Regions from separate parts of the Homo sapiens genome. Here region 2 is linked to region 1. A link is a loop called in an ENCODE intact Hi-C map of the cell type or tissue named here. Cell type or tissue: heart right ventricle. All regions are shown on one strand. Links, peaks and the distances in the headings refer to the core of each region. The heading gives the core; the rest is flanking DNA.

The links. Peaks named below come from ENCODE experiments on the same cell type or tissue, not always from the same donor. Only the 100,000 strongest peaks of a DNase experiment are listed, where the experiment ranks them.
Region 2: a loop joins it to region 1, with 4 times the contacts of the local background. A loop is called at or near these places in 7 of 110 quality-filtered maps.

The regions. Positions count from the first base shown.
Region 1 is chr19:33,402,108-33,412,743 of GRCh38, reverse strand. PEPD (peptidase D) reads left to right here. Exons shown (of 15, transcript NM_000285.4): 11 at 995-1,072. LOC124904692 (a long non-coding RNA gene) reads right to left here. Exons shown (of 2, transcript XR_007067229.1): 1 at 9,321-10,636; 2 at 3,779-8,455. Among named protein-coding and RNA genes, the nearest start is that of CEBPG, 34 kb to the right of the region's middle. RefSeq lists an enhancer at 5,487-6,044. In heart right ventricle, for the core only: CTCF peaks have their summits at 5,720 (motif pointing right) and 10,236; a DNase peak (open chromatin) is centred at 5,723.
Region 2 is chr19:33,324,150-33,340,581 of GRCh38, reverse strand. No RefSeq gene overlaps it. Among named protein-coding and RNA genes, the nearest start is that of CEBPA-DT, 30 kb to the right of the region's middle. In heart right ventricle, for the core only: no CTCF peak of the experiment used is centred there; a DNase peak (open chromatin) is centred at 8,112; H3K27me3 peaks cover 984 bases.

The sequences.
Region 1 (10,636 bases), core at 2,552-10,551:
AATAATACATGTGAAATCTCAGTCCTTGGAAATGTTCTTCTCTGGTGGATGGAGAGAAAACCATTATTTCTACTTTTATGATTCCCAAGACTCCTGAGCAGGGCCATAAATATTACACCCAGGTGGGGGTTTCCTTCCCCCCTTTGGACAGACTTAAAAGTCCTTTTTTTCTTAAAGGCATCGCTCATTAGGGAAGCCTTCTCAGGCAGAGGAGCGAGGATCCTCTTGGTTTCCTCTCTCTCCAGCCTGGTCAGGACGCCAGGGCAGCTCCAGGACAGCCGGGGCCCTTTCCATAGAGGCCCTCTCCCCTTTGGCCACCAGGAAAGGAGGGGTTCCGTAGGGCCCTTCTCCAGGCCCAGGAACTGCTGTTCCCCTTTTTTGCTCTTTTTTTAATTTAAAGACAGGGTCTCCCTCTTTTGCCCAGGCTGGAGTGCGGTGGCATGATCATAGCTCATTGCAGTCTCCACTTCCCAGGCTCAGGTGATCCTCCTAGCTCAGCCTCCTGAGTAACTGGGATTACAGCTGTGAGCCACCTAACCCAGCTAATTTTTTTTGCATTTTCTGTAGAGGTAGGGTTTCGCCATGTTGCCCAGGCTGGTCTCGAACTTGTGGGCTCAAGTGATCTGCCTTTCTTGGCCTCCCAAAGTGCTGGCATGACAGGCGTGAGCCACCACACCCGGCCCATTGCTAAGTTTTACATGTGTTCCACATGATGCCCACATCCCAGCCCAGAGGGCAGCCGCCTAACGACGCCTTCAGCCAGGAGGCTCTGCCTGCAGACTGAGGCTGGTTGCCAGCCATGTGACTGCGGGGTGACAGGGCCACCATGTCCCCCGGCCTTACCTCTGGCTGTGGACCTGGTCCAGCCACGCCTGGGCCTGTGCTGGAGGTGGGGACAGTGCTGCTCATGGGCAGGGGATCGAGCATCCACCCCCTCCTTCAGAGCCTGCTGCAGAAGAATGGGCTTTGATCACCCTCCCCCGGCTCTTTGCAGTGGTGAGAACTCAGCCGTGCTACACTACGGACACGCCGGAGCTCCCAACGACCGAACGATCCAGAATGGGGATATGTGGTAAGTAGGGCCAGCGGCCCTGGCTCTGTGTGTGAACAGCCAGGCCAAGGTTGGACTCAACTTCAAGATGGCCCAGAAGCCTCTGGGTCCCTGTCCTGAGAGGGCTGACCACAGCAAGTCCCTGGGCTTCTTGGCCCAGACTTCTCTGCCAAGGCTATCGGCCTGCGTGGTGCCTTCTCCAGGGCCAAAAGCCTGCACCCCCCAGGGAGCACTGAGAGAGAGGGTGCAGGAGAGGGGCCCCCGATGGTTTCCTGTGGGCCATGGGATTGTGGGCTCTCTGAGGGGGCCTGAACCATCCCCAGCCTCTGTCCAGGCTGTCCTCTCCGTTCAGGGGGCACCACGCTCGCATCTTTCTGTCTTGGTGCCAGGAGGGCAGGCCTCTTGGTCTGGAGCTGGGAAGACCGCAGGGAGCCTCCCACGCTCTGAAACCTGCCATCCTCCTGCTGCAGGAGCCCGTGGCCTCTGCGGCCCTGCGTTCAGCAAGTCAGCAGTGCTGACCCGTGGCTGCGTGCAGGGCTTTCCTGAGCACGATGTGCCGTGCTCACAGTTCTTCATAGAAGCCACGACAAGGAGATGTGGGCAGGCCCTGCGGCCTCCGCCCCTCGGGTAGTCTTTTCTCTCATTGGAGGACTTGCAGTCCTACCCACAGCCCCTCGGTGTGCAGGGCAGAGCAGCTGGGCCGCTGCCCCGGGGCAGGGAGGAGGTGTGTGAGTACTTGCAGCCTGGCCTCTGCTCAGTCCCTCCGCGTTCTTTGCCTGTGCCCTGCACGTCAGATGTCAGCCAGGGCCAGCCCAGGCAGTGCAGAGCTCCTGAGAGCTACCCCAGTGCTGGAGCCCTGGGGCTCAGCCACAGCCACGCAGGCCCTGTCTTGGCCTCCAGACATTTCACTGTGGTCACTGACTAGCAGAGGATGTGCCTTGTCCCTCCCAGTTCTTTGGTGCCCTTTCTTCTATGGCAGATGCACCCGAACAAGCCTCCTGCAGAGCCCTCTGCCCCCCAGCAGCATGGCATGTCCTCTGAGGCCTGCGTGGCGCCCAGCTGGGCTGCCTCCGCCTTCCCATCGAGGAGCCACCCCAATGTGCCAGCTCCTCCAGCGGGAGTTCCCATGATGGCTGCTCACCGGCCTGGACCCCGCCTCACCCTACAGCAGGTAGTCGTGGGAGCCCACCCCCCAGAGTCCCCAGCCATGCCCACTGAAGGACAGGAACACACATGCCCAGACCTATGGACAGACAACCAGCTGCCCAGAGAGCTGCCGAGCGTTGAGCTGTCAGGGCCGAGTATTTGCAGGAACACACTCAGTCTCGGGGTCCTCCCTGCCCTTGGGCACATGGCCTACTGAGACTGCCCGGGCTCCCCGCTCACCCAGGTCCATAGCTGATGAGCTGTTCCAGCTCAGGCCATGCTGGCAGGAGCTCAGCTCAGACCTTGGGTGGGGCCAGCATATGCCGCCACAGTAGGGCTGTGTTAGGAACACGGCAGGTTGAGGGTGCAAGCGGAGGCAGGCCAGTGGAACCGCCACCCACTGCGCGCTGGGCCTTAGTGGACTCCCTGGCCTACCCGACAGCACTGGCTCCACGGATCCTGGTTCACTCTGGCACCACAGTGAGCCCCACAAATGGTGGGCGAGTCCCCAGTCCCCCCTGCGTAGCCACCGTGCTCGGGGCTGGGAGGGTCAGAGCGGAGCTCAGCTTTCCTCCTACATGCCTGGGGCCACAAGGTGACTGGGCCCTTCTTCTGGGTCTCTGTGGATTTTCTCACCCACTCCTCGCCCTGATCCTGCGATGTAGGCACCTCACCCCATGTGTGGGCCAAGGAACTCAGACACAAGGAGGGCACCAGGCCCAGGTGTGAGGCCAGAGGCACTTGGGGAAAGAATTGGCAAACTCAGACTTGGCTCAGCAGGGGACTAGAGCAGGAGAGGGGGTGGCAGCCCTGCCCCCACACCGTGGACCCACCAGTGGCTCCAGACACCACCTGGTGTCCTGAAACTTTTTAAGAGACGGTCTTGCTCTGTCTCCCAGGCTAGAGTGCAGTGGCACAATCATAGCTCACTGCAGCCTCAAACTCCTAGGCTTAAGAGATCCTCCCACCTCAGCCTCCCGAGTAGCTGAGACTACAGGTACAAGCCACCATGCCCAGCTAATTTTTTTATTTTTAATATTAAAAAGACAGGGTCTCACCATGTTGCCCAGGCTGGTCTGGAATTCCTGGACTTAAGTGATCCTCTTGCCTCGGCCTCCCAAAAGTGCTGGGATTACAGATGTGAGCCACGGTGCCCAGCCCTGAAACCTTTTCTAAAGCTCTTTAACCCTGTAGCGCATTCTGGCTGGGCCTGGAGGACAGGACATGGGAACCCAGTCTCACGGCAGAGGCCACATCAGTGGGTCCCCACAGTCCAGGGGGCACTTCTGGGTGGCTGGAGAGCCCTGTGCCAGAGCCACGTGGCCATGAGCTTTTCTCCTCTGTGGGCTCAGCACACCCCAGAAGAAGTGACTGCTCCTTTATGACCCTCTTTATCTGCCCCGGAGAGGGTCCTGGCATAATCCCAGATGCTGTGGCCTCGGCCCTCCGGGACAGCACATGGCACCTGCATCTCCCAGCTGCAGCTGTAGAGGCAGGAGTGATCCGAGGATGTTAATGCCAAGTCCAAATTGGTGATTTGATTTTTCTAGTGCTAACTTTGAAATGTAGCCAGTAGAGTAATTATGAGTTTATTGTAGTCAATTTATTATGCAGCATTTAGAACAACATGTTTTGTTGATTACTGCTACTGCCAGATTGCTGGTGGCATTTATAGTCCATTGTTGTATTGAAATTGATCTGCCGAGCGCCTACTGCGTTCGGTAAATAATAAATCAGTCTGTTATCCCAACATGAAAGCCACGATGCTTCATCCTAAGGTATGAAACTAAAGCATGAGCCCAGCGTAGAATTCCCCCGAAGCCGAGCGCCTCCCAGAGCAGTGCGCCTGCTGCAATGGCCTGCTCTGGGTTTTAGTCCTTTGACTGGGGGAAGACACCCCAGAGATATTTTAGCTTCTAGGAATGGGATTTTGTGGGGAATCAGAGCTGGTCCAGGGCAGCCAGATTATACAGCTGTACTGCAGAAGGGTGGGGGGTACTAAGAGGAGGCCAGCCTTTTCCATCCCTCTCTCCACAGTCCCAGATATGAGCACTCCCCCAACACGCACACACATGGATACACACACAGGGAACTGACCGAGGCTGTGCTGCGTTGCAATGATCACAGTGTAAGCCCCTGCCTCCCTCTCTCGCAGTGGCCACCTGGCACAGCGTGGGCCCTCTTCGGGCAAGAGCAGCAGGCCCGGTGTCCTCACCGAGCTGGGCAGGCCAGGCCCTGATGCCCACTTCCAGCAGCTGGTTCTGCAGCACAGGCTGGAGGTGGGAGCCACAGGCAGAGCTCAGGCCAGGCCTGGTTTATTCTCAGACAGCTCCCGTCCCCTGGTTGTCCTGTTCCGTGTCTTCGACCCAAAAGTGTCCTCCATGATGCGTACATCAAGCGGGGTTTGGGGCTGGCTAGGCCCCCCTCCTACTGCTCCGTCCTTACCCTTCCAGCAGCTTCCCTGGAGCTAGGCTGAGTCCACTGTTGGCCACAGTCATGGTCCAAGAGGGCCTATGAACCAGACACCCTGGTTCCTGCTTCAGGTCAGGCTTGTCAGCCAAGGACTGAGACAGACTTCCTGAGGGCCGTCCCTCACCCCCAGCCAGCCACCCCCGGGCCCCTTCCCGCTTCTCTGGGTGTGATGCCACCACACCCACTCGCATGCACGCAGGGGTGAGGGACGGGACTTTGTGGTGGCTGCATACACCCTCAGCCTGGTTCAGAGCCAAGCGGCCCCATGTGGGGCCTGTAGCCGTCAAGCCTCCGGGGGTTTTGCTGTTGTTCTCAGAGTCTTTTCCCGCTGTGATCCTGGGGTTCGCCATGAACCCCATCTCCAAGTCACTGTACCAGAGGGGCCATTCGCTGCTTTTTTTGTTTTCCTTTTTAAACCCCTCAGGCAGACCTTCAAGAACAGGGTTACAAAAGCGCAGCACACTTGCTAATTAACACTTTCAACATGTTCACACAGATTGAGGTGCCTGAGATCACTGGAGGCCATTCCTAAGTGGGAGGCCCCAGAAGACCCCTCCCCACTCACTCCAGCCCCGAACAGGTTTGTGTGAGCACAGAGGTGGCCAGGACTCATCCCCCTGCTTCTCCTGGTCGTCTTCTGAGCCCCCATGTGCTGCCCCCTCCTTCCACAAACAGCCTGGGCTGTGGGCACCAGAGCCACTGCAGGCCAGCAAGCTTCGCAGCTAGGGCAGGGGGCGCATGGTCCACGATTCTGGGAAGCAGTGCGCCCAGAGAGGGACCATCCCTTGCAGCACTCCGGGCCTGAGGCCGCCCCAGGTCCTGGAGAGGCTCACCCCACAGGGCAGAGGTGGAGGGCTCTGGTTGGGAAAGCAGCTGGGACACTCCTCCTGCCTCCCTCACTTCCCGATCAGGTGGTGGGGGTTGGAGGGGGGCCTTAATCTACTGTGGCCCCTCGCAGAGTTTCTAGAGCACGTGTCCCAGGATGCCCCAGGCCTTGGTTGTCCCAGTCGGGATGCAGCTGGTGGGCAGCAAGCCTGTCCTTCCAGAACTGGCCAGAAGAGGGCAGTGTTGTCTCAGGACGATGGGCCAGGCCTCACCCCTGCTGGGCCTGGTCTTTTGTGTTGCTCCTGGGCATGGGGGGTGGGTGGCCAGCCTGGCTAGGAGGAGAGACCTGTCCCAGCCCTCACACTCAGCAGCCACCAGTGCCCTCTTCCCCTCCTTCCCTGGCTAGATAATGGCGAGACCTCGACCCTGCAGGCCATGGGGTGCCCGCTCACCCAGGACCTCAGCAGCCACCTTGGCCTCACATGGGCCCTGCAGCCTGGGATGCGGCCAGCCTACTCCTGCTGTCTACTCAGCCTGAGTCTGTCTGCCACCATCGCGCTGCGGACCCCATGGGTGACAAGCTCCTGGGGACCCCCTTGCCCCACTCCACCTGGGGCCCAATGCTTTGGTGAGCTCCAGGGTAGAGCGTTGCCCCCAGGCCTGCTCTCTGCTGCCTGTCCCAGCCCAGCTCTCCCCCACCACCTTGCTGTTTCCTCCGAGGGAGACTTGTTGTCACCAGCCAGCCCTGCCCTGAGCACTCTGCGGTCTTAAAGACATGCTCTTGGGGCCACAGAACGCCCTCAGGAGGGTCCAGACCCACAGGCATGGCCGTCCCATCCCATCCCAGTTAGGAGCGTGCTCTCCATTCTCACCCGTCCTCATACACATGGACAGGCCTGGTTATGAGCAGACACCTGCCCACGCGTTTTCGGTTTGTCTCTTGTTTGTGCTTCGTGGCTGCACCCTCCTCAGCTGATGTCATGACCCACAGTTTGAACAGCACTTGTCCAGACATCCTGGGTGCTCCCAGACATCATGAGACACTGGTCACCAAAAAAAGCAAAATACAGCATGTGCTGCGCGTGTGACTCTCCCTCCCGCCTGCCAAGGCCACTGCCCTGACGCCCGGGCCTCACCCCACTGTGCTTTCCTGGCAGCTGTCCTTGTGTCTCACCCACCTCTGGACGAGGCACCCCACAGTGCTCTTCTGGGACCCGGGGCCCCTCACTGGTGCCGTGCCTCTGTCCATGTCATGCATAAAATGGCAATGCCAGTTCCCTCCAGACACCCAGGAGGCCCACAGGACGCAGCTGCTCCCGTCACCCACCGCGTGCACCAGGGATTGCTGGCTCTGGGGACCAGAAGCTGCTGCTGTCATGGGCTGGCGGCATGGGCAGCTTTCCTGTCTGCCGAGGCCCTGGAGGAGTGGCCGTCACACGAAAAGGGGGCAGAGATGCCCAGGAACGCACTGGAGAGAGGTCCCCTTGGTGGGTTAGGCCATGGCACGGGGAGCCTCAGGGACTCCGAGTGGTGGCCTTTGTCCCTGCTGGCCACGCTTGGAGCTTGGCACTCCACGGAAGGCCTGGCTGGGAGCAGGCAGCCGGCCCATGCACCCTGGAGACCACAGCTCGCCACCGTGTCTGCAGGGGCCGCCCACTGGGGCAGATGAAGGGAAGAGTGACCCATACGCCTCCCTTTCGGTCTCACACTGAGGAGAAGCAAGTGCTTCCTGCTGCTCAGCAATCCCCCAGCCTGGCCTGGGACACTGACCAGGGCAGCTGCACATCGGAGTCTGCAGTGCTTCTGCAGCCCCGAATATGAGCGCGTGTAAACTGTTGGATTGAACAGCTAAGAGCCGTGCCACTACTCAGGAGATTCAAATGAAACTGCAAACCAAGTCCAAAGTGGCTCTCATATAAACATTGCAGCATTTCCCCCAGAAAACTGTTCCCAAGCCTTCCGTCACTGGCCGACCCATCTTGGAGGCCTTCTGCCTCTGGGCTGGCGGGTCCCTGCCATGGGGCCCAGGGAGGGTCTGGGTGGGCCAGTGGTGGCAGGTAGCCCAGGCCCAAAGCTACCCAGAAGGAGCCAGAAACAGAGCCCTCAGAACACATGTGGGGAGTGAGACGCCAGCACGTTGTTTGGAGATGCATCCTGTCTCCCAGATGTCTTGTATTATCATCGACTCACTCGGCCAAAGATGGTAGGGTCCCCAGACAGCCAGGAAGGAGGGATCCTGCGTGCCTGTTCTCGATTGAGCCAACGTATGACCGAATTCTCCATTGTCGGTTTGCATTCAGAGGATGGATGAAGTGGACGCAGAGGAGCGGGAGGGAGATGATTTATCAAAGCCATGGCTTTCGTCCCTGGATTCCAGAAAAGCTTGCATCTGAATAACTTATGTGTGTAGAAACTCTAGGGGGATTTTTTTAAGGCAGAAAAAGATAGGGAACTGAGAGGAGCACGAAAATAGACTTCAGCTCCATACCCGAGCCTCGCTGGGCAGGATGGAGCTGGCTGGCTGGGTGTATACTTCCCCCTCCAGAAAGCAGATCATTTTCAAACAAGAAATGCAGTTACAGTCTTCTACAAGCTGGAAGATAAAGTCAGGCTGGCGGATGATATCCAGGCACCCACCATCCCATGGTCTTTCTGCTTTGCTGGCGGGAGTTTGGGGAACTGGGATCTGAGTCTGGTCTGCACTGGAGAACAGTCTTGTTTTTACATTCCTAGATGATTTCATTGTTCGGGGTATTCTTGTGGGCTTCCTGGTTGTTGTTGTTGTTGTTGTTTTTTAAACGATAGTTCAGTTTCTGCTTTTTCTTTTGTGTCAGCACAGTCCGGTAGGACTTTCTGCCCCGGCTGCTGTTGCAGGTCACCTTCTGATTTGGCGCCTCCTAGGAATCCGTGTCCCCCATACTCCTGGCCCTGTCCTCTCTGCCCAGGCTATTCTTGCATGTTCTAAAACCAACAAACCACAAACCATTTTTCTTGGTTGACTCTGGGGAACCTAAATGAAAATGCTTAGCTGTCCCCAGGCAAAACTGGGCTGTGTTCCATATGGCTCCACTCCCCAGAGCTACAGCAGTGGGAGGGTCCCATTTTACAGATGGAAAAACTGAGGCCGTGAAGGTTGAGCACTGCCGCCAGGACCTAAGAACCCATTGCTGGGCTTCGAGTTGTTTACCCTCCTGACTCAGGGCTTTCCTGGACCCGTGATCTGAGCCTCAGTTTCCCTTCAGTTTAGAGCTTCCATGTGCCCCGCCTTCCCGGCCAGCCGTGGGGAAGCCTAGGCCCTGTGCAGGAGTAGACTTCCAGGCAGTTGTTGGCCTAAGCAGCCCACTGCATCCAGAGATCCTGTGACTCTGACCCACCCCAAAGCTCCCTGTCATGCAGGCGGGGCTCCTCCCCCCAGCCTGAGAGTCACCTGAGGTGTTATCTGGACCTTTCTGCCCTGTTGACACTGCTTATGGTGTTTTGCAATCAGAAAAGACAGGAGATTAAAAAGTGCCCGGCTGGGGACTTTGGATTTCAGCAAAGCGTCCTGGCCGTGCATTCAAGTTTTTCCTTTAGAAATCTGCCTCCATGGGGCGGCTGACGCTGCCTGTCCAGCCACGTGGCCCTGCTCCTTGCTCCACATGAGGCCAGGGTCCTCCACCCCCTGGCTCCCTCCCATGGGACAGGACCCCCCACAGGCAGGCGCACAGGCAGCTTCTGGAATGTTTGTGGAGTGGTTGTGTTTACCGTGAGAGCTGGGATTTGGGTGAGAGGCCCTCGTGACGGAAGCCGCGGCTGTGCCCCTGGCCTCAGACTTGTCAGGACTCACCCAGCTACAGATGGACCCCATGGGAAGCCCAGGGTGGAGCCAAAGAGGGGCAGCTGCACTTCCTCAGCCCTCCTGGCTCTGGTTCTGGACCCTGCAGACGTGGTGGGCTCTGGTCCTAGGGCTAGACCAGCCTCCGCCAGCCAGGGTCATCACCATCAGTGTCGTGACTTGGCCATGACCTGTGAAGGGGCTGGTGGACCCGAGGGTTCCGCTCTGTGTCTGCTGCCTGCAGCCTCCCGAGGTGCCTAGGTGGGATGGATGGAAAGGGGCACCACCTGCGCCCCTCCGCCCCCTCAGCCAGGCCCAGCCTTGTCCACCTGGGCTGCTTCCGGGGAGTCCTGAGAGCCAGGTTTGGATCCAGCAGCCCTTCCCGTATCCTGTCCCTTCCACACCACAGGATGAGCGGGAGGCTGCTTCTCTGCCGTTGCCCAGAGAGGGCCCTGAGGTCCTTTGCACAGCAAGGACAGGCCCTACTCCTTCCGGGCCCTGCTGTGCCAAGGGTCCCTCTTACAGGGCATCCAGAGGGCAGCCCCAGCCACCATCCTCCTGCCTCAGCAGGCCTCCTGTCATCTGTCCCACACTGTCTGTCCCACGCCATCTGTCCCATGCCATCCTGCCTCTCTGCTGGCCCCCAGGCCCCTCCCGTCCTGGACAGCTGGCACCTCTGCCCCATTCTCCACGCCCCTGCCTGTGTCCTGCTGGTCTCTGCCTGCCACCGGAGGGTGCCAGGGTGCAGGTGGACAGGGTGAGGGGGCCCACCTGGCTTCGGGGACATGTGGCCAGCAGGCCCTGGGAAAGCCTTGCTGGACATGAGGCTGTCTGGCACTTCCTCCCTGCCCTCCCCTTGGGCCCTGGCAGAATATGTCCGTCCCATCCCCATGGGCAGAGGGGTAGTGTCGGGCACACCCCTCCAGCTAGGGGGCCCCAGAGCTGCAGCAGAGCCAGAGGCCCTAGCCGCCGACTGAGTGTCTGCCCAGATGCTCTGGGTCCTGGAAGAAGCAGGTGGTGTGATTCAGGCCCGGAGTTCTAGGCCGTGCATCCCATCCGGGGTCCCTGCCCAGCCCCCTCCTCCTCTGCTTCCCACAAGCACGGCCTCAGCCTGTGCTCTGTGCTGGGTGCAGGGAGACCTGGGAGAGCCTGTTGGGGTGCCGGGTGGAGGCCAGGCAGCGGGCGGGGTCCTGGGGCATCTCTGCCTCTCCTTAGTTCTCCAAACAATTCTCCATGGCTCTGAGCTCTTGGAGGCCAGGCCACAGGGGTGGGTGTCATCTGCATAGGACAGCCCCACTCCCCTCAGCCTTCCCTGCCTGGGCTGAGCC
Region 2 (16,432 bases), core at 4,850-12,849, 74 kb after region 1:
TTAATGCTTTCTGCCTTAGCCTTGTTTTGTCCTATCTGACTATAACTGCGCATCCACTGTGTTTTGGTTGATGTCTACAGTGTCTACATTTTCCTATAGTTTTATATTTAGTTTTTCTATATCTTTATATTTAATGTGTGTCTCTTGTAAGCAATGTTTAGTTGGATTGTGTTTTTTATTCAATCTGATAATTGTATTTTAATTGGAATATTTGATCTTTTTATATTTAATGCAATTAGTGACACATAAGATTAAAATCTATCATCAGTCCTTCTTCTCTCTTCATTGTTTTAACTCTCTTATCTTCATTTTGATTATTCAAGTCATTTTTTTTTAATTCCTCATCTGTAGCCCAGGCTGGAGTGCAGTGGTGTGATCATAGCTCACTGCAGTCTCAAACTCCTAGGCTCAAGGGATTCTCTCTCCTCAGCCACCCGAATAACTGAGACTACAAACATGTGCCACAGTGCTAGGTTAATTTTTAAAATTTTTTATAGAGATGAAGTCTCATCATGTTGCCCAGGCTGGTCTCAAACTCCTAGACTCAAGTGATCCTCCTGCTTCGGCCTCCCAAAGCATTAGAATTACAGGCATGAGTCACTGTGCCCAGCTGTTTTTAATTAACTCTTATTTTTTTTGTAGAGGCAGGGTCTTTCTATGTTGCCCAGTCTGGTCTCAAACGCCTGGCCTCAAGCAATCCTCTGACCTCAGCCTCCCAAGTAGCTGGGATTACAGGCACATGTCACTGCACCTGGCTGAGTCATTTTTATTACTCCATTTCACCACTCTACTAGCTTCTCAAATACATATTATTTTACTATTTGAAATCTGCAGATTGCAATATGCATCCTGTATTTACTAGCGCCAGTATGAGTTGGTACATTTATTTCTTCCCGGATGATTAAGAATACATTTAGAATATTTTAACTTCCTCTTTTCCTGCAGTAGATGCCTTCTATGCCCCCATCTAAATCCCCTGGCACTCCCATTCCTGCACATCCTGGCTCAGTTTACAACTCCCAGCATCTGTGACTCACCTCCGCCCAAGGGCTTCTGTGGAGGCTGAGTATAGCGCTGGCTAGAAGTGCCGGGACATTAAAATTTCCCTGGAGTAGTTTTCAACCCATCACTGGCCACAGTTGCTGCATAACTCGCCCATCTTCTATGTGCTTCAGGTGCTATTAACTCTGAGCTGCATTTTCCACCTTTGTTCCCAGGGTTTCCAAGCAGAATTAAGCTTCAGTTAGCCAGAGCGATACTTTGTGGGATTATGCACAATTTATTGGTTCCCTTCCCTTCCCTACCTCACTTCCCATGTCCCATACTGATGTGATCTGGGTTAACTTCCCAAATAAATCATTTGGACTCAGATCTTTGTTTCAAAGGTTGCTTCTGGTAAAGTCCCTTCCCTTGTTTTGTGATGTTATTGACATATATTCTGATTCTAGGTGTTTATAAAACCCAGAAGTCATTATTATTTTTGTTTGATGTGGCCAGTGTTCACTTAGATTTACCCACATATTTTATGCTTTCTCTTACTCTTTATTCCTTCCTGAATTTCTGCCCTTAACTCTGGAATGGTTTTTCTCATGCTTGAAGAACTCCTTTGGGGCACATTGGCTCACACCTGCAAATCCACATTTTAGGAGGCCAAGGCGGGAGGATTGCTTGAGTCCAGGAGTTCAAGATCAGCCTGGGCAACAAAGCAAGACCTCAACAAAAAAAATACAAAAAGTAGCCAAGCATGGTGGTGCACACCTGTAGTCCCAGCTACTTGGAAGGCTGAGGTGGGAGGATCTTTTGAGCAGAGGAGGTCGAGGCTGCTGTGAGCCATGATCACGCCACTGCACTCCAGCCTGGGCAACAGAGTAAGACCCTGTCTCAAAAAAACAAAAAGAAAAACAAAAAACTCCTTTAGCATTTCTTCTAGTGTGGGTATACAAGTAAATAATTCTCTCAGTTGTTTGCTTAAACATTTATTCATTTCGCCTTCCTTTCTGAAGCATAGGTCACTGAACATAGAGTTCTAGGTTGGCAATTATCTTCTTTTTTACTCTTTTTTTTATTACTCTTTTGATTATTAAAGTCATTTTTGACTTGAAGTCAAAAATTATGTCTTAATATCACATTGAAGACATTATTCCATTTTCACCTGGCTTCTATCCTTTCTATCAAAAACTCAGCTGTCATTTATATTGTTCATTTTTAAGATAATGTGATTTTTTTTCCTCTAGATACTTTTAAGATTTCTCTTTGATTTTTAGTGTATTTGTGAGGATGTGCTTGAGTATGGCTTTCTTTGTATATATGCAGCTTAGGATTCATTCTATTGCTCTCTTTTTTTTTTTTTTTTTTGAGTCAGAGTCTCATTCTGTCACCCATGCTGAAGTGCAGTGGCATGATCTCAGCTCACCACAATCTCTGACTTCCAGATTCAAGTGATTCTCATGCGCCAGCCTCCCGAGTAGCTGAGGCTACAGGCATGTGCCACCAGGCCCAACTAATTTTTTGTGTGTGTATTTTTTTTTTTTTTTAGTAGAGATGGGGTTTCGCCAGGTTGGCCAGGCTGGTCTCAAACTCCTGGCCTCAAGTGATCCGCCCACCTTGGCCTCCCAAAGTTCTGGGACTACAGGCATGAGCCATCATGCCCGGCCTCCTTCTCTCTTTCCTCTTTTGGGAACCCCAATGATAGGACATTAAACATTTTTAACATACCTCTTAAATTACTGTCTATAGTTTCCATGTTCTTCCTCTCACCGTACTTCAGTCTGGACCTATCCTCCAGTTCACTGACCTTCTCATCTCTCCATTCAGCTTTTCAATCCACCTGCCTTCCAGTTTAGTGACCTCTCTTCAATGTGCATTGACTGTTAACTCCATCTATTGAGGTCTTAATTTTGGCTATTGCCCTTTTCACACTAGATTTTCCATTTGATGATATTTTTATAGATCTTAGTCACTGGAGAAATTTTTTTTTTTTGAGATGGAGTCTCGCTGTGTCGCCCAGGCTGGAATGTAGTGGCATGATCTCAGCTCACTGCAACTCCACCTCCCAGGTTCAAGTGATTCTCCTGCCTCAGCCTCCCAAGTAGCTAGGATTACAGGCGTATGCCACCATATCCGGCTAATTTTTGTATTTTTAGTAGAGACGGGGTTTCACCATGTTGGCCAGGCTGGTCTTGAACTCCTGACCTAAGGTCATCCACCCACCTTAGCCTCCCAAACTGCTGGGATTACAGGCATGAGCCATCATGCCAGGCCAGATTTTTTATTCACATATTTTCTTAAACAGTTAAAAAATTATTTGTCAAAGTATAACATACTATATTAGGGCTATCCAGAAAAACAGACCAATAGAATGTGTGTGTCTGTCTGTGTGTTTATAAAGAGATTAATTACAAGGAATTGGCTCACCTAATTACAGAGTCTGAGAAGTCCAAACTCAGGAGAGCTGACGGTTTAAGTTCCATGCAGGAGAAGACCCATGTCCCAGTTTGGAGACAACCACACAGAGAGAAAGAATTTTTTCTTACACAGCCTTTTGTTCTATTCAGGCCTTCAGTGGATTGGATGAGGCCCATCCACATAGGATAGGGCAGCATGACCCACTATTATTTCCATCATTTATCAAAGATAATCTCTCTCTCTCTCTCTTTTTTTTTTTAAGAGATGGGGTCTCACTGTTGCCCAGGCTGGTCTCAAACTCCCGGGCTCAGGGGATCCTCCTGCCTCAGCCTTCTGAGTAGCTGGGATTACAGGTGCATATCACTGTGCCTGGCTGAAGAGTTCATCCTTTCTTTCCTCATTGCAATACAGGTGGCTGTGGTCATAAATCAGTTGACTGTATGTATCTGTACGTGCTTTTCCACTGGTCAGTTTGTCTGTCCTTGTGCTAATACTGATGCAGGGCAGGTGAGCCCCAGATAAGGGCTTAGCCCAAGAAAGTTCTTTGCTTTGCCCGGGAAAGAATTCAAGGGCGAGCCAAAGGTAGAAGAAAACAGCTTTACTGAAGCAGCAGTGTTACAGGATCTCACATGGAGTAGTCTTTGAACAGAGCATCACTTAATTCATAAGACAGTCCCATAGTCATGGCCAGTATTTACTGAAGAACAGTCAAAAATGAAGAGGACAAAACCTTAATATTGTAAATAACTTAATAGGAAAATAGAACTTGACTTGCCACAAGAAAGTGTCTTGCATAGACAGTCCAGGTATTTATCAATTTCATAAACTGGAATTGGGGTCAAAATGGATGGGGTAGATTTGTGCTCTCCTGGACCTTGTCCATTCTCTGTGTGGACAGAGAGGTGATGTCACGGAGGGTGACAGTATTTTAGGGACTGGTTAAAAATTACTTAACATTTAAAAAATTAAAGCCATACCTGAGTCTATATAAGCCAAGTAACGTCCATAAGATGCTAGGTTGGGGCCGGGTGCAGTGGCTCACGCCTGTAATCCCAGCACTTTGGGAGGCCGAAGGGGGGCAGATCATCTGAGGTTGGGAGTTCTTGATCAGCCTGACAAACAGGGAGAAACCCCATCTCTACTAGAAATACAAAAATTAGCTGGACATAGTGGCGCATGCCTGTAATCCCAGCTACTCGGGAGGCTGAGGCAGGAGAATCACTTGAACCTGGGAGGCGGAGGTTGCAGTGAGCCGAGATCACACCATTGTGCTCCTGCCTGGGCAAAAAAAAAAAAAAAAAAAAAAAAAAAAAAAGAAGATGCTTGGTTGGAAGGCACTGCCAAGGAGAAAGGCTCATGAGTCTTTGGGGTGGACACAGCTCGTCCTTGTCATCACCCACTGATTCTTTTGATAATGGCACAAATTCTTCTTTGAGCAGCCAGCCTGGCCGGGCCACAACAGAGTCACTGTGATTGGTTGGTTAAGCAGGCTAGAGCAATATCAGATGTTCCTCTTGCGAATTCCAATGATGACAGCAGGGACAAAGAAAATGGCTGGGCTGGTTCTTCTCAGCAGCAGCGGCACCATAGTAGATGCTGGTCCGTTCCTGCCATCTGGATTCCTGGAGTTGCTCTAGTGACTGTCATTTGTGCAGTTGTTCCAGGTTTTTTCTTGGTTTCTATGAGCTTCTCCATATTTTTTCCATAGATTATTTGGTTTAAGTTAACTAGACTCAGTTCCTCTTGCTTGTAAGTCAGTAAGACCTATAAAACCCTGATGGATTCTGGACTTAACCAATGGGAAAACACGTTAAGAGGCAATTTAGCATATTCCTAAATTGTTATTAAGCAGAATTAGATTTAAATAACCTCAGAGGCCAGGTGCCGTGGCTCATGCCTGTAATCCCAGCACTTTGAGAGGCCAAAGCAGGCAGATCACTTAAGGCCAGGAGTTCAAGACCAGCCTAGGAAATGTAGCGAGACCCCCATCTCTACAAAAAATACAAAAATTAGCTGGGTGTGGTGGCATGCACCTGTAGTCTCAGCTACTTGAGAGGCTGAGGTGGGAGGATTGCTTGAGGAAGTTGAAGTTGCAGTGAGCTGTGCTTTCACCACTGTACTCCACCCTGGGCAACAGTGAGACCCTGTCTCAAAAAAAAATTTCCTTTAATAATAAATGACCTCAGAAAGGCATAATATAGCATAGATATGTACAAATAGTGTATGCCACAATGTCACCTATTAGGAAATGGAGTGGGCCAGGCATGGTGGCTCATGCCCATAATCCCAGCACTTTGGAAGGCTGTGGCAGGAGGATCACTTGAGGCCAGGCCATCCTGAGCAACATAGCAAGACTCTGTCTCTACAAAAAACAAAAAAATTAGCCAGGTGTGGTGGTGCATGCCTATAGTCACAACTACTCAGGAGGCCGAGGTGGGAGGATCACTTCAAGAGTTCAAGGCTGCAGTGAGCCGTGATTGTACCACTGCACTCCAGCCTGGATGACAGAGCAAGCCCTTATCGCTTTAAAGAAAAAAAAAAGAAAGAAAAAAAGAAAAAGAATAAAAGAAATAAAGTGGACCTACCAAGAAGTTATTTCTTACATCCAATTTTAAATTCTCAATTTTTGTCTATATTCATTTAATGCTATTACTTATTACATATTAATTAAATGCTTATTAATAACCAGATGGTGATTATTAATTACCAACAATTAATTAATAATTTATTAAATTATTAATTAATGTGTGTTCACCACTCACTAGGCTCCAGATTTTTTTTTTTTGAGACAAGGTCTTGCTCTGTTGCCCAGGCTGAAATGCAGTGGCTCAGATCATGGCTTACTGCGGCCTTGACCTCCCAGGCTCAAGCGATCCTCCAGCCTCAACCTCCCAAGTAGCTGAGACTACAGGTGCATACCACCATACCTGGCTAGTTTTTTAAATTTTTTTGTAGTGACGAGGGTCTCACTATGTTACCTAAGCTGGTCTCGAACTCCTGGGCTAAAGCAATCCTCCTGCCTCAGCCTCCCAAAGTGCTGGGATTATAGGCGTGAGCCACCACGCTTGGCCCAGGCTCCAGCTTTATAGGTGATAGAGGATGTGCTGCTTTTGTTGTGTGTGATTGAGGGTGGCTGCTAAGACACCAGTCATGAGAGAATTAATGAAGACACAGAAATGAGTTTACCAGAACCCAGCTGGACAGAGGTGGGGTGGGTGGAGGGGCAGTGCCCTGAATGTACATATAAGGAATCCATTGATAAGCTGCTTGGGCTGGGGAGTGAGACCGCCAGGGTGCACGCTCTGGCAGGAGTGGGAACATGAACTGCCTTCTAATGTGTGTGGGTCCTCTTACCTGCAGGACTAGCATAGCCTACTGTTCAGAGTTAGCACTGCCACCAGATGATGGGGTTTGGATCCCAGCTCCAAGCCTTTTTTTTTTTATTTAAGAAAAAGTTTAAATCCTGGTAAAATATGCATAAGATAAAATTCACCACCTTAACCAATTTTAAGTGTATGTTTCAGTCGTATTAAATGCATTCATTTGTTGTGCAACCAATCTCCAGAACTCTTTTAATCTTGCAAAACTGAAACTGTACCCACTGAACAACTCCACTCCCCCCAGCCCCAGCCCCTGGCAACCACCATTTTGCTTTCTGTTTCTATAAGTTTGACTACCCTAGGTACCTCATATAGTATTTGCTTAGAATATACAGTATTTGCTTTTTGCGACTGGCTTATTTCATTTAGCATAATATCCTCAAGGTTTATCCATATTGTAGCACGCACCAGAATTTCCTTCCTTTATAAGGCTGAATAATATTCCATTGTATGGACGTACCATCTTTTGTTTATCCATTGATGCATTGATAGGCCCTTGGGGTGCTTCTACTTTTTGGCTATTGAGAATAATGCTGCTATGAACACGGATGTGCAAATACCTTGTTGAGACCCTGCTTCCAGTTCTTTCAGGTCTGTACTCAGAAGTGAAATTGCTGGATCATATAGGAATTCTATTGTTAATGTTTGGAGGAACCACCATATTGTTTTCTGCAGTGACTGCAACTTTTCACTGTTTTTTTGAGACGGAGTCTTGCTCTGTAGCCCAGGCTGGAGTGCAGTGGCACAATCTCAGCTCACTGCAACCTCCACCTCCCAGGTTCAAGCGAGTCTCCTGCCTCAGCCTCCTGAGTACCTGGGACTACAGGTGCACGTCACCACGCCGGGCTAATTTTTGTATTTTTAGTAGAGAGGGGGTTTCCCCATATTGGCCAGGTTGGTCTCGAACTCCTGACCCCAGGTGTTCTACCCGCCTCAGCCTCCCAAAGTGCTGGGATTACAGGCATGAGCCACCATGCTTGGCCACCCTTTGACATTTCTACCAGCAATATATGAATGTTCAATTTCTCTACATCCTCACCAACACTTGTCATTCTCCTTTTAAAAATGATAACAGTCATCATAGTAAGTGAGCTTGGACATGTTAACGCTCACATGTGATTGGGAAAGTATAGATCTATTTAGTGGAGTCTATAAGTGGCAGAGAGTATGAGTGATAGAGACTGTGGCCGTAGTTGGTGGTAGCACAGTCACATAGAGACACTGAAGAGGCCCTCTCAGGAGAAGGTCACAGACCAGCTAGTGCCAGAGAACCCAAAAAGGCCAGCGAGAGCCATGGCTGCTCAGATGAGGGAAGTACGGTAGAGCCACACCCAGAAAACTGTGCTTAGCTAGGGCAGCTTTCTACCACAAGCATGTAGAGTTTTCTGGCTGGCAGCGTGCAAAGAGGAACCAAAGCTATTAAAAGAATGGAGGAATTGGTCCATCACGAAAGACTAAAGCTCCAAGGGGTAGTTTGGGTCATCTGTGTCCACTGTTTACAATTATATAATGGGCAAAACCAACCAAGCAATTGTTTTTTTAGAAGGAAGAGGATGTCTTCAGTAGGGAAAATATACTAGCTGTATTGCAAAAACTTTGAAAAAGCGGTTGAGTTCAATATTAAACCAAAAAATATTAGTATAAAGCAATACAAAATGAGGAATAGTTTCACCAGAAAGTGAGGAAGTACTATTTTTGGAAATCTCTCTGATGAAAGTAGTTTGTCTTATTGAAAGCAAAGTTTAATTTCTCTACAGATCCATCAAGTAACAGAAGAATGCTCAGTTATGGCTTCTTTGTGGGTTTTTTTTTTTATTATTTGCCATTCATGGCCAGGCACAGTGGCTCACTATGTAATCCCAGCACTTTGGGAGGCCGAGGAGGGAGGATTGCTTGAGGCTGAGAGTTCAAGACCAGCCTGGTCAACATAGCAAGACCCCCCACCTCTATAAATAAATATGCCAATAAGTAGATAAATAAATAAATAAATAAGGCAGGCGTGGTGGCGCACACTTGTGGTCCAGCTACTCAGGAGGCTAAAGCAGGAGGATCACTTGAGCCCACGGGTTTAAGGCTGCAGTGAGCTATGATCGCAGCACTGTACTCCAGGCTGGGGGATAGACTAAAACTGTCTCAAAAAAGTTAAAATACACGTCTGTAATCCCACACTTTGGGAGGCCGAGGCAGGGTGATCACTTGAGGTCAGGAGTTTGAGACCAGCCTGACCAACCTGGCGAAATCCCATCTCTACTAAAAATACAAAAATTAGCCGGGCATGGTGGTACACGCCTGTAATCCCAGCTGCTTGGGAGGCTGAGACAAGAGAATCTCTTGAATCTGGGAGGTGGAGGTTGCAGTGAGCCAAGATGGCACCACTGCATTCCAGCCTCGGTGACAGAGCAAGACTCCATCTCAAAAAAAATAAATAAATAAAAATAAAATAAAATAAAATAAAATAAAATAATTTTTTAAAAAATTATTTACATAATTGGCAAAACAATATTACAATTCAAACAAAACTCCCCCACAGTTCCACGAGCTGTTTAAATCAATATTTCTGTAGATACATGGCACCCTCTACCCTTTGTCCACATACTTAGTCAATGTTTACAGATTTGGAGTAATAGTGATAGAAGTTTGTTTCTTCCTATCTTACTTAACATGACATCATGAGTGATTTTCTGTTTTGGTAGAATCTTTTCCTACCCTCTCCTCTGACTTCTGCCATTGCAAACAGTGCTAAAATGCCATCTTGGTGTAAATATACTTGTAGGCTGGTAATTTTAGAAGATAGATTCTCAAGAATTGTCATTTCTGGGTCAAAGGGAACTTTTTTCCTTTTTTTTTTTTTTTTTTTGGAGACAGCGTCTCACTCTGTCACTCAGGCTGGAGTGCAGTGGCGCAATCTTGGCTCACTGCAACCTCTGCCTCCCAGGCTCAAGCAATCCTCCCACCTCAGACTCCTGAGTAGCTGGGACTACAGGCCTGTGCCACCATGTCCAGCTAATTTTTTGTGTTTTTTGTAGGGACAAGGTTTTGCCATGTTGCCTAGACTGGTCTCAAACTCCTGGGCTCAAGCGATCCACCAGCCTCAGCCTCCCAAAGTGCTGGGATTATAGGCGTGAGCCTCCTTGCCCGGCCACGTGTATGTTTTTTTTATCTGAATGACATTGCCGAATTATTTCCCCAAAGCATTGCTGCAATTCTACCCACAAGGTACAGTGTCTGATTTCATGTATTCTTACCAGCCAGCCACTCTTTAATTTTTGCCAATCTGATGAGTTTTTTCTTTAAAAACCTGCTCTAGTTTCTTTAATTGGCATTTCCCTGATTACTAATGAAACTGATCTTTTCACTTATTTATTGGCTATTTAAATTTCTCTTCCTGTGGAAAACCTATTAAATTCCTCCCCCTCCTTTTCCCATTGAATTTTTTGTGCTTTTCTTCTCAAGGATGTCTGTGCGTGTAGGATATTAACCCTTCCTCTGCCATATGTATTGCAAGTACTTTTCCCAGCATGGGCCTCTCAGCCCCCTTTAGTCCTGAGTCAGAAAAATAAATATCCTTCGTCACTGGAAGGGAGAATGAGTCCAATTTGCTGTCTCTGTGGGCAACTTGCTCTATCATCCACCCGCTCCTCAACTGGTTGATTCTCTTCAAAATGGAAGGGGTCTTTGCTGACACAGAGGCTGAAACTGAAAGACCGAAGTTCCTGCATGAATGAAGGTGTGAAGCTGGGTGGGGCTGGAGAAGGACATAGGTGTTGCTGGAGAGAGAGAAGCAGGGGCTGGATCATGCTGGGCCTTGTAGGGTTTATTTTAAGCGCAAAGGGAAGTTATGCACTGGATTATGTTTTTGCAACAGTGCCTCTGGTTGGAGAATGTATGGTAAGGGAACAGGAAGGCAGGCATGGAGCCCAGTTAGGGTTAGCCCATCGTTGTGGTCCAGGTGGGAGACAGCAGTGGTTTGTACTAGGGTATTGGCAGCGGGGATAAGAAGTTGATAGGTCTATTTTGAGCCAAAGAGGAGAGAATAGATTATAAGAGATTAGGCATGGAACGGTGGGGAAGAAGGAGAGGTAGAGATTGGCTCCTCAAATTCTGGCTTAAGTAGCTGGAAAGAAGGGGCAGATTAGGGGCAGGAGGTAAGTTCACAGGGAAACCAAGATTTCATCTTAGACTTGTTAATTCCGAGATACCTGTGAAATAGACAGATAGAGAGATCAGATGTTAGAGGGTGATGCTCAGGCTTGGCCTCTGGGCTGAAGACATGAATTTGGTACTAAACAACAAGGCGATCAACAAGGTGCCCTTAGAGAGGATTAGAGTCCCCAGAAGAACAGTGCAGATAGAGGAGACAAGTGAGGCTGCCCCTGGGAGAGGAGGAGCTGACGCCGGAGACTGGAAGCAGCAGGTAGACAGCAAGAGAGGAAGCACTTCACCAACGGGAGGCTGCAGCACGCTGCTGAGGACCAGGGGAGGGGCCACTGCTGGGCCTTAAAACAGGGAGGGCGCCTTTCCAACAACAACCTCAGTAAAGTGTAGGGAGCAGATGAAACCGCATTGGGAAATCAATGAAAGGTGAATAGGCAGAGATAGTGTTTACAGAGAACTCTGTCAGGAAGTTTAGTTATGAGTGAAGAGTCAAGAAGTAAGGGCCAGGTGTGGTGGCTCACGCCTGTAACCCCAGCACTTTGGGAAACCAAGGCAGGAAGATCGTTGAGGCCAGGAGTTCAAGAGCAGCCCTGGGCAACATAGCTAGACCCTGTCTCTACAAATAATTAAAAAAAAAAAATTAGCCGGGCGCAGTGGTGCACACCTGTGGTCCCAGCTACCCAGGAGGCTGCCGTGAGAGTATGGCTTGAGCCCCGGAGGTCAAGGCTGCCGTAAGCTGTGATTGTACCACTGCACTCCAGCCTGGGAGAAGAGCTAGACTCTGTCTCAAAAAAAAAAAAGAAAGAAAGAAATAGGGAGATGGGTGGAAAGGTGCGTAGTCAGAGAGAGGCGTTTTGTTTTCTTAAGTGGGGGACCCTAGAGCATAGTTCAATGCAGGTGGGGTGGCACCCCTGAGAACGTGAAAGAAAATGCGTCCAGAGCATGAGAACAGGGCTTGACTGGGGGCAGAAGGAGGGTCACCTCCCTTGTTACAATAGAAGGAACAAAAGAGAAGATGGGTGAAGACTGATGAAGGGAGAAGAATGAAGAGGAAGTTCATCTCATGAAATTTCAGCATGAGAAAGAGAAAATCCTGCCAAACAGAGATGGGAAATCAGGCCCCCACAGAAGAATGACAATCATATTAGCATCATGTCTGTCACTGGCAACACTGGGTGCTGAGATGATAGAACACACTATAGATAGTTCTGAAATAAATACCATTTTTAAGCCGGGTGCGGTGGCTCATCCCTGTAATCCCAACAGGCATTGGGAGGCTGAGGTGGGCTGATCGCTTGAGGTCAGGAGTTTGAGACCAGCCTGGCCAACATGGTGAAACCCCGTCTCTACTAAAAATACAAAAATTTAGCTGTGTGTGGTGGTGCACATTTGTAATTCCAGCTACTCAGGAGGCCTAGGCATGAGAATTGCTTGAACCTGGGAGGCAGAGGTTGCAGTGAGTCGAGATCATGCCACTGCACTCCAGCTTGGGTGACAGAGCATGACTCTCTCTCAAAAAAAAAAAAAAAAAGAAAAGAAAAGAAATACAATTTTTAAACCCAGAGCTCTACACCAAGTCAAACCATCATTCAAATGGAAAGCACAGGCCGGGCGCGGTGGCTCACGCCTATAATCCCAGCACTTTGGGAGGCCGATGTGGGCAGATCATGAGGTCAGGAGATCGAGACCATCCTGGCTAACATGGTGAAACCCTGTGTCTACTAAAAACACACAAAAAAAATTAGCCAGGCGTGGTGGCGGGTGCCTGTAGTCCCCAGTACTCGGGAGGCTGAGGCAGGAGGATGGTGTGAACCCAGGAGGTGGAGCTTGCAGTGAGCCGAGATCGCGCCACTGCACTCCAGCCTGGGCAACAGAGCAAGATTCTGTCTCAAAAAAAAAAAAAAAAAAAAAAATGGAAAGCACAAAATAAAGACATTTTCAGTCATCTAAAGACTCATAAAATTTACCCTCAAAGAATTCCCTGAAAATTTTATTATAAGACAAATTCCAACAAGTCAGAAAATGAATCCATGAGAAAGATAAGTGATACTAAAAACAGTGACAAGCAAAAAAAAAAAAAATGGGGTGGGGACATGAACTTATAATTAAAGATAAATAATTGCTTTTTTTTTAAAGGTAGTCTAAAACTCAAGTTCAGATGACGTAAACATGAGAGATGGAGGGGCAGAGAAGAAGGAGAGGCGTGAAATCCTACTAAGTTCTTTGTCTTGTTCAGGACAGGAAAGATACTGGGCACCACTAAATATTGGTAGAAAAAATATCTTTTAAAAATGTGACTGTAGGCTGGGCACGGTGGCTCACGCCTGTAATCCGAGCACTTTGGGAGGCCAAGGTGGGTGGATCACCTGAGATCAGGAGTTTGAGACCAGCATGGTCAACATGGTGAAACCTCGTCTCTACTAAAAATACAAAATTAGCCGGGCGTGATGGTGCATGCCTGTAATCCCAGCTACTTGGGAGGGTGAGGCAGGAGAATTGCTTGAACCTAAGAGGTGGAGATTCCAGTGAGCCGAGATCACACCATTGCACTCCAGCCTAGACAACAAGAGTGAAACTCCATCTCAAAAAAAAAAAAAAAAAAAAAAAAAAGATTGTAATCCTAGAAGAATAAAAGATGCATAAATTCTATATATCCTAATTCCCAGAGGGAAAAAGAATGGAAGAAAGAAAATCCTATTCTTCAATGAAGGAAACGATTTTTTTTAATGAAAAAAGAAAGACAAAAAAAGAAAAATATTTCTATTTAGAAATAAAAATAGGAAACCTAAAATAAGATGGTATAAACAGTTTCAAACATATCTCACCGAGGACAGTGGAGAAGTGATTTACTAGAATAACATAATTACATTTCTAGGCAAGATTGTCTTCTTTTTTTCACCCCACCTGGAAGGTGTTGAGAAACACCTCTAAAACTGTCTCTCTTTTTTTAAAGAGAGAGATTCTGTCTCTCTCTGTTGCCCAGGCTGGAGTGCAGTGGCACAACCATAGCTCACTGCAACTTGTCCTCCTGGGCTGGACCACAGGCATGTCCCACCACACTCAGCTATTTTTTTTTTTTTTAAGAGAGGATCTCACTATGTTGCCCGGGCTGGTCTTACATATTTGGCCTCAGGTGATTCTCCCACCTCAGCCTCCAAAAGCATTGGGGTTATAAGTGTGAGCCACCATGCCTGGCTAACTCTCTTTATCAATAAATATGCTAGTTACTGTGGCCGCATAATAAATTACCCCAAAATTTAATGGCATCAACCATTTATTTTGCTCACGGATTCTATGGATAGGTAATTTGGGCAGGGTACAACGAAGATGGCCTGTTTTTGCTTTAGGGTGTTTGGGGCCTTGGTTGGAAGACTTATAAGCTGGGAGTTGCAGTCATCCCAGGGCTGGTTCATTTATGTGTCTGGCAGTTGATACTGGCTGTTGGCTGGGAGCCTCCTTTCCTCTCCACGTGGCTTGGGCTTCCTCACAACATGGTGGCTAGGTTCCAAGGACATGGATTTCAATAGGAAAAGAGCCAGCTGGAAGCTGGAAGGGAACACAGCACCAGAGCTACATTCTGCTTGTTAGAAGTGCGTCACTAAGGCCAGCTCACATTCGAGGGCAGGGGAATTAGACTCCACGTTTAGTGAGAGAAGTGGCAAACAATTTGTGGACATGTTTTAAAATCATCATAATGACCAAGTGGAATTCTTTTTGGTCAAACTTAAAATGGGCTGGGCGCAGTGGCTCACACCTGCAATCCCAGCGTTTGGAGAGGCCAAGGGGGGCGGATCACTTGAGGTCAGGAGTTCAAGACCAACCTAGCCAAAATGGTGAAACCCCATCTCTACTAAAAATACAAAAAATTATCCAGGCATGGTAGTGCACACCTGTAATCCCAGCTTCTCAGGAGGCTGAAGCACAGGAATTGCTTGAGCCCGGGAGGCAGAGGTTGCAGTGATCTGAGACTGTGCCGCTGCACTCCAGCCTGGGCGACAGAGCAAGACTGTCTCAAAACAAACAAACAAACAAAAACGTAAAATGTACTATATAAATAAACTTTAATTCTACAGCACATGATAATATGCTAAACTAAGACAATACATGGCCAAATAGACAACTTTTAAACAATTTTAGTGATTTGTCATTAACAAACTGTTAAATTTTGCAAGTTCCCTTTTTTTCAGCTGCCAGATCAGGTAAATTTATAAGAACTTCAACCAAGAAAATCAGCTACTTGCTGTTTACAAGAGCTATGGGTAAAACAAACTAAAAATAAAGCCCTTGAAATAAAAAGATGTAAAAAATACACCAGACAGCCTAAGAAAAATAACTCAGAGTGAAAACATTAGGGAATTTCATATTCATTAACCTTATAAGTAATCAGGAAAATAGAAGTTAAAGCAACAATGAGCTATCAAACAAACAAAATTTAAAAGTATTAATATCCATTATTTGATATTACAAAATGTTATTGAAAGATGTATGTATTTACTGCTGGTGAGTGTGTGAAACTGTGTAGCCTTTCTAAAAAACAATGTGTAGTATCTGTTACATTTTATTTTTCTTTTCTTTTTTTTTTTTTTTTAAGAGACAGGGTCTTGCTCTGTCACCCCTCCAGGAGTGCAGTGGTGTGATCATAGCTCACTGCAGCTTTGAACTCTCGGGCTCAAGCAATCCTCCCACCTCAGCCTCCAAAGCAGCTGGGACCACAGGTGTGTGCCACCACACCCAGCCAAGTTTTTAGACGTAGGGTCTTACTATGTTGCCCAGGCTGGTTTCCAACTCCTGGCTTTAAGTGATCCTTCCACCTTGGCCTCTCAAAGTGCTGGGATTACAGGTGTGAGCCACTGCTCCCGGCCTCTGTTAAATTTTAAACCCCACACCCTTTGACCCAACAATTTCACTACTAAGTATTAAGCCTACACACATCTTTGCTATATAATATTATACCATGCAGTATTTTTTAAAGCAAAGGAAGATCTCTATGTAATAACACAGAGGGATCTCCAAAACACAATGTTAAGTGAAAAAGCAAGCAGCAGAGCAATACATACCACACGAACCCTTTTATTTTTAAAGTCAGAAAACTAAATGATGTATCTACATCTTCTTATTTACGTTCATACCTATACATCACAAAAAAAGGTGAAGAAAGATTTGCATTAAACTGATGACAGTGGCTTCCTCTTAGAACTGCGGTAGGATTCAAAATTTGGGATAAGGGGGTAATTTAAAATGTTTTCCTCTACGCCTTGCTATACTTTGATTTTCTTAAAAATAAAATACACATATATCATCTGTACAACTTAAAAATTAAAAATTAAAAGGGCTGGGCCCACTGGCTCCCACCTGTGATCTTAGCACTTTGGGAGGCCAAGGCAGGAGAATTGCTTGTGGCCAGGAGTTTGAGACCAGCGCGGGCAACAAAGCAAGACTCCATCTACAAAAAAAAAATTTTTTTAATAGCTGGGCATGGTGGTACATGCCTG